Regions from separate parts of the Homo sapiens genome. Here region 1 is linked to region 2. The links are chromatin contacts, found by Hi-C or POLR2A ChIA-PET in ENCODE. All regions are on one chromosome and are shown on one strand. Each heading gives the region's core, a stretch centred on a gene start or an enhancer-like site at or near the end of the contact. The rest is flanking DNA. Distances are from core to core; before and after follow the strand shown. Region 1 holds the start of VARS2 (valyl-tRNA synthetase 2, mitochondrial). Region 2 has its middle 13 kb from the start of MIR877.

Region 1 (3,052 bases), core at 394-2,893, 320 kb before region 2:
ACTCCCCTCTCACCAGCGCACGAGGGCATCCTGTATGGCCACCGTGAGTGCGTGGCCAATGTGCAGGGAGCCAGTGACATTGGGAGGTGGGATACACATGGAAAAGGTCTCCCCTGTAGCTTGGGGCAGCCGGGCCTAGAGGAAGAAAAAAAGTCAAAGGGGCAAGAGAGAATTGGATTGGGGAAAGAGCACCCTCTACTGTCTCCAGAACAGAAAGAACTTCAAGGAAGAACTGTCCTGCAAATAAGAGGAGAGTGGAGAGGAGGGAATTGGCCAGGGGGAACCTGCCAAGAGAAATCTTTGGAGACACCAGAGCCAGAAAGAAGACAAGGTCTACAATGTGAGCTCAACTCTGAGGTCCAGTTGTATTCAAGGGCCACTCTGTCCTGGAGACAATTTAGGACCCCTCCCTGCCAGATACTAACCTGATATTCTGGTTTGAAGAAGCCCTCTCGTACCCACCACGGGTACCAGGCAGCCTCAACATATCGGGGGCTGTATGCAGGAGGCAGGGGCCCAGAGACATCTGTGAAGGCAGAGGAGAGCTCCACTAACCACTGAACTTGTTCCCAGGCTGCATTTCGGCAGGCCAAATGGGCAACACATATGTGAAAGAAAAGGCCTTCTTACTTATTCTACTTACCTTTCTTTTCACCGGGTTTCGTAGGGATTTCATACAATACTAACTCCTTAGGCCTCCAGGCCTTAATGGATTCTGCAGGTGACTGAGAAGAGAAAGCAGAAGAGGCTGGGATCCAGTATACCCCAGACTGCATTTCAGCCGGTCTCCTCCAGCCCCTCTCAAGTCTCAGAAACCCAAGGACAAGCTGTCTGACCCCTAACCTTGCTCTCCCCTGCTATCTCAGCCTCCAGAGTCGCCTGCTTCTCTCGCAGGCGCTTCTGTTTGGCTTCACGGTTCCTCCGGGAGATGGGAGATCCATGGGGCTCCGACTGTGTAGAAACGGAGTGAAACCTGGGGAGGCCCCGTGAGTGCCTCAGCCCCCAAAATGGTGGTCGAAAAGAGGCGAGAGGCAAATGAGGCATCAGGAGTGTTTGGAAAGGGGCCGAGATCTGTTCTGGATAGAGAGAGAGCACATTAGGATATGGGGGTGGAGAAGGGTCACTCCCCTTGTTCCATCTTTCCTGTCTCTAATTAGCACAGGTCTGTTATTCCAAGTCTCTATTCCCTTCCACAAAACCTTTCCTCCTTGAGAGCTAGAGTGCATGGTATCGACAGACAGCGCCATGGAGCCACGGATATCAGGGCTCTTCCGGAACAGGGCCGGAGTGTCTGGATTCGGCGGTGACCACTGACACATGAGAGATAGGGCTCAGAAACTCAGGGAGATGATGGGCATCAGCGCGCCCAAGAGCCAGCAAGGAGTCCCGCCAGGGCCGCGGCGATCTCCACCTGCACAGGGGCCTCCTGCAGTGCCCACAGCCCGGCGCGGCCAAGCCTTCCCGCCCATCCCAAGGCCTGGGCCCAGGACCCGCAGCGTCTCCCACTTCCCGGAGGCCGCCCCGGCGCGCGCTCACCAGGAGGCCCCGCCGCTATCCCAGGGCGCCCCGCGGCGGCAGGGACTGAGGAATCCACCAAACCCGACCCTGGAACGTGGCCCTGGAGCCGCGCGGCGCATGGGGGCGGGGCCCCGGCCGGCGCATGCGCAGCAGCTGGCTTTGGCCCCACCCTCTCCCTACCGGTCCAAAGGCTGTAGACCAGAGGAGCGAGTCCGCCGCGAAGGCAAACCCCACGGGGAGGCGCCCGGGACCGCACTGCTAGCTATCATAACTTTATTAAACAAGAAAAGCCCTGACGCGTAAATAAAAAACACCTGAGTTCTGATGCCCCGCCCCGCCCAGTCCCGCCCGCCGAGGTCCGTGTCCAAGTCCCGCGCTCTCAGGAGCTATGTTTCTGCCGCTTCCAAAAGCGCTTGACGTCGCTGTGCCCGGCCGGGGTCACCACCATGAGCCGCTTGGCCGAGTTCTCGAACACGAGCACGCCCAGCTCCCGCGCGTGGGCCAGCAGCAGCTCAAAGTCCACTTGCGACAGGAACTGGTTATACAGGACACCTGGGGTCGGCAGGACGGGAGGGGCGCGGGGAGAAGACGAGAAAGTGAAGCTCGGAGCTCCTATTGGGAATCCCCCCAGCTCCTTGGTGGCAGCCCTGGACGCGGTCTGGGCTTGCCCCCACCGCAATTTTACAAACTAATTCTCTATGCTTGTCTGCTCAGGGGTTCATCTTAACACCAGTGTGATCCAGCCATATTCAGAAAGGCCTAATACAAATTACTGTGAATTATTCCCTCACCTAGCCAAATCCAAAGTGCATTGATTTGGGACGATTTGTTTACTACCGACTCACCCCAAAACAACAAAAAACTGTCTTGCCAGCTTTTCTCTCCTAGTCCATGAAGTAAAAAATAAAATGCAGACTGAACTGTCTGCCCTTTCTCTGGCCAATGACCAAGACTTGGCCACCAGAAGCTACTCACCCTCAGTGAACCGGAGTCTGTCCCTTTCCAGCTCCCAGAGCCGGATCTGGTCGGTGATGGTGGGGGGCAGCACAGGTGTCTGCAAGGAGCAAGGGTTGACTGTAGGGACTCAGAATACTGCCCCAGACAACCCGGCCCTCTGTTTCTTCCCCAGATTTGGATGCCCCTTTTTCTTTTCCATCATGTCATCACCAGCTGCCAGCCTCTGACATCTTGGAGCCTGTCTATACCTGTTTGAGCATCACTGGGTGGGCTCTTGTCCTTAGGAAATGGATTATCTAGGAAAACAGACAAGAATGGCATGAGGGCTCCAGCAAGAAGGCAGGAAAGCCATCTGAGCTGTCACCTAATGTCACTGGAACATCAGCTTATTCTAAAAACTCATAACTCCTGTCATCAACTCCACCCATCCCAGTTCAGCTGTTATCCCACGTTGCTGCTCCCAGCAACGTGGGATATTCCTTTTCTGGCACATTCGCCCTTTCCAGTAATGTTTTGTTTTTCTTTCTTTAAAATAGCAGCAGCTACTATTTTCTTTTTTTAGCATTTATTGCATGAC
Region 2 (3,048 bases), core at 351-2,850:
GGTAAGTATAGACTGCTCTTCCCAAAGTGGCTCTGGCCAGGCATGGTGGCTCAAGCCAGTAATCCGAGCACTTTGGGACGCCAACATGGGAGGATCACTTGAACCCAGGAGTTCAAAACTACCCTAAGCAACATAGGGAAGCTCCATTTCCCCATTTCCGCGCCTGGCCTCCACTCTTCTTAAACCAGAAATTAAAGCTGGGCATGTTGGCTCACGCCTGTAATCCCAGCACTTTGGGAGGCCCACATGGGACGATCACTTGAACCCAGGAGTTCAAAACTACCCTAAGCAACATAGGGAAACTCCATTTCCCCATTTCCGCGCCTGGCCTCCACTCTTAAACCAGAAATTAAAGCTGGGCGTGGTGGCTCACGCCTGTAATCCCAGCACCTTGGGAGGCCGAAGCAGTTGGATCACCTGAGGTCAGAAGTTCGAGACCAGCCTGGCCAACATGAAGAAACCCCATCTCTACTAAAAATACAAAAATTAGCTGGGTGTGGTTACTGGCGCCTGTTATCCCAGCTACTCGGAAGGCAGGAGAATCGCTTGAACCCAGGAGGCAGAGGTTGCAGACTGCACCACTGCACTCCAGCCTGGGCAACAAGAGTGAAACTCCATCTGAAAAAAAAAAGAAAGGATACATCACTCTGGGGGGAGTGTGTGTGGCAGATATGGGGCAGTTGAAGATATTAACATGTTTTAACATGTGGGTTGAGAATGGCGGTTTTCAAGTCTGTTAGCATTCATCAGGATCATCTGAAGAGCTTATTAGAAAACAAATCTGGGGCCGGGTGCAGTGGCTCATACCTGTAAACCCAGCACTTTGGGAGGCCAAGGCGGGTAGATCAGGAGGTCAGGAGTTCGAGACCAGCCTGACCAACATGGAGAACCCCCGTCTCCACTAAAAATACAAAAATTAGCCGGGCGTGGTGGCGCATGCCTGTAATCCCAGCTACTCGGGAGGCCGAGGCAGGAGAATTGCTTGAACCCGGGAGGTGGAGGTCGTGGTGAGCCGAGATCGCACCATTGCACTCCAGTCTGGGTAACAAGAGCGAAACTTGGTCTCAAAAAAAAAAAAAAAAAAAAGAAAGAAAAAAAAAAACAAATTTGGGTTGGATGCAGTGGCTTATGCCTGTAATCCCAGCACTTTGAGAGGCCAAGGCGGATGGATCACCTGAGGTGAGGAGTTTGTGACCAGCCTGGCCAACATGGTGAAATCCCATCTCTACTAAAAATACAAAAATTAGTCAGGCATGGTGGCTCGCGCCTGTAATCCCAGCTACTTGGGAGACTAAAGCAGGAGAATCACTTGAACCCGGGAAGTGGAGGTTGCAGTGAGCAGAGATCACACCACTGCACTTCAGCTTGGGTGACAGAGCCAGACTCCATCTCCATCTCAAAAAACAAAAACAAAACAAAAAGAAAAAACAGACAGATTGGGGGTAGGGTCCAGCAAAATTCTGATTTAGTAGGTCAGGATGGATCCCGAGATATGCATTTCTAACAAATTCCCAGTTGCTGAGGCTGCTACACTGCCCTGGAATACGTGTCTCAGCTGTATTTCCAGCATTGGCCACATGAGGGGGCAACAATGTTTTATCAGTATCTGAAAGGCCTCACTGCATGTAGGCCCAAAGTGGGTAGTTTTACCTTCCCCTTGCCCAGGCTTGGTGTGTGTGGGCGGAGGTGTTCAGGTCAGTCTGTTGTTGCTGTGTGCACTGGGAGAAGACCTGAGAAGACATAATCTAAGGACCAGGCTAGGGCGTGAAATACCAAAGAAGTATACAGCTCAAGTGAAAAAACCCAAACATGTCACAACCTAGTGGTCACAACTTTGTGTCTCTTTCTGCTTCCATTTACTGCCTGCTTCTCACCTTTCTTCTATCTCCTGCAACAAGCCACAAGAACCTTAAAAGAGAGCTTAAAGTTTTTACTGTATTTTAAGAATAAGCTCGGCCGAGCGCGGTGGCTCACACCTGTAATCCCAACACTCTGGGAGGCCGAGGCGGGCAAATCCCAAGGTCAGGAGATGGAGACCATCCTAGCCAACATGGTGAAACCCCGTCTCTATTAAAAATACAAAAATTGCCAGGCGCGGTGGCTCACGCCTGTAATCCCAGCACTTTGGGAGGCCGAAGCGGGCAGATCATGAGGTCAGGAGATGGAGACCATCCTGGCTAACAAGGTGAAACCCCTTCTCTACTAAAAATACAAAAACTTAGGTGGGTGTGGTGGCGGGTGCCTGTAATCCCAGCTACTGAGGAGACTGAGGCAGGAGAATGGCATGAACCCGGGAGGTGGAGCTTGCAGCGAGCAGAGATCGCGCCACTGCACTCCAGCCTGGGCGACAGAGCAAGACTCTGTCTCAAAAAAAAAAAAAAATTAGCCGGGAGTGGTGGCACGCACCTGTAGTCCCAGCTACTTGGGAGGCTGAGGCAGGGGAATCGCTTGAATCCAGGAGGCAGAGGTTGCAGTGAGCCGAGATAACGCTACTGCATTCCAGGATGGCGACAGAGCAAGACTCCGTCTGAAAAAAAAAGAAAGAATGAGCTCATTTTCTTTCAAATCATTTATGAAAATTCGGCCAGGCGTGGTGGCTCACGCCTGTAATCCCAGCACTTTGGGAGGCCGAGGCGCGTGGATCACCTGAGATCAGGAGTTCGAGAGCAACCTGACCAACATGGTGAAACCGTCTCTACTAAAAATACAAAAAATTAGCCGGGCGTGGTGACTGGTGCCTGTAATCCCAGCTACTCTGGAGGCTGAGGCAGAAGAATCGTTTGAACCCAGGAGGCGGAGGTTGCAGTGAGCTGAGATCGTGCCATTGCACTCCAGCCTGGGTGACAGCAAAATTTCATCTCAAAAAAAAAAAAAAAAAAAATTCAAAGAAACCTGTTTTTTTTTTTTAGACAAGTTTCACTCTTTTGCCCAGGCTGGAGTGAAATGGCACGATCTTGGCTCACTGCCCCCTGGGTTCAAGGATTCTCCTGCCTCAGCCTCCTGAGTAGCTGGGATTGTAGGCACCTGCCACCACGCCTGGCTAATTTC

Evidence for each region. A loop is a pair of places that touch in the nucleus more often than their neighbours do. ChIA-PET counts read pairs that join two places held with the same protein, here RNA polymerase II (POLR2A). Pooled maps may share reads with other maps.
Region 1: a pooled map shows a loop between it and region 2 (2.5-fold over the local background). The contact joins the promoter of VARS2 here to the enhancer-like site in region 2. A Hi-C loop is called at or near these places in 1 of 50 pooled maps. POLR2A ChIA-PET finds 5 or more read pairs at or near these places in 3 of 52 experiments (WTC11, activated T-cell and naive thymus-derived CD8-positive, alpha-beta T cell).

The regions. Positions count from the first base shown.
Region 1 is chr6:30,912,829-30,915,880 of GRCh38, reverse strand. VARS2 (valyl-tRNA synthetase 2, mitochondrial) reads right to left here and starts at 1,643. Exons shown (of 30, transcript NM_020442.6): 1 at 1,537-1,643; 2 at 844-1,071; 3 at 644-725; 4 at 426-526; 5 at 14-135. The coding sequence starts at 1,044. It overlaps GTF2H4 (general transcription factor IIH subunit 4), which reads right to left. Exons shown (of 14, transcript NM_001517.5): 12 at 2,724-2,771; 13 at 2,494-2,572; 14 at 1,775-2,070. The coding sequence ends at 1,898.
Region 2 is chr6:30,596,048-30,599,095 of GRCh38, reverse strand. No RefSeq gene overlaps it. Among named protein-coding and RNA genes, the nearest start is that of MIR877, 13 kb to the right of the region's middle. Within about 2 kb of position 1,600, at least 4 of the 41 ENCODE cell types and tissues checked have a DNase peak (open chromatin) inside an H3K27ac peak, as active enhancers do.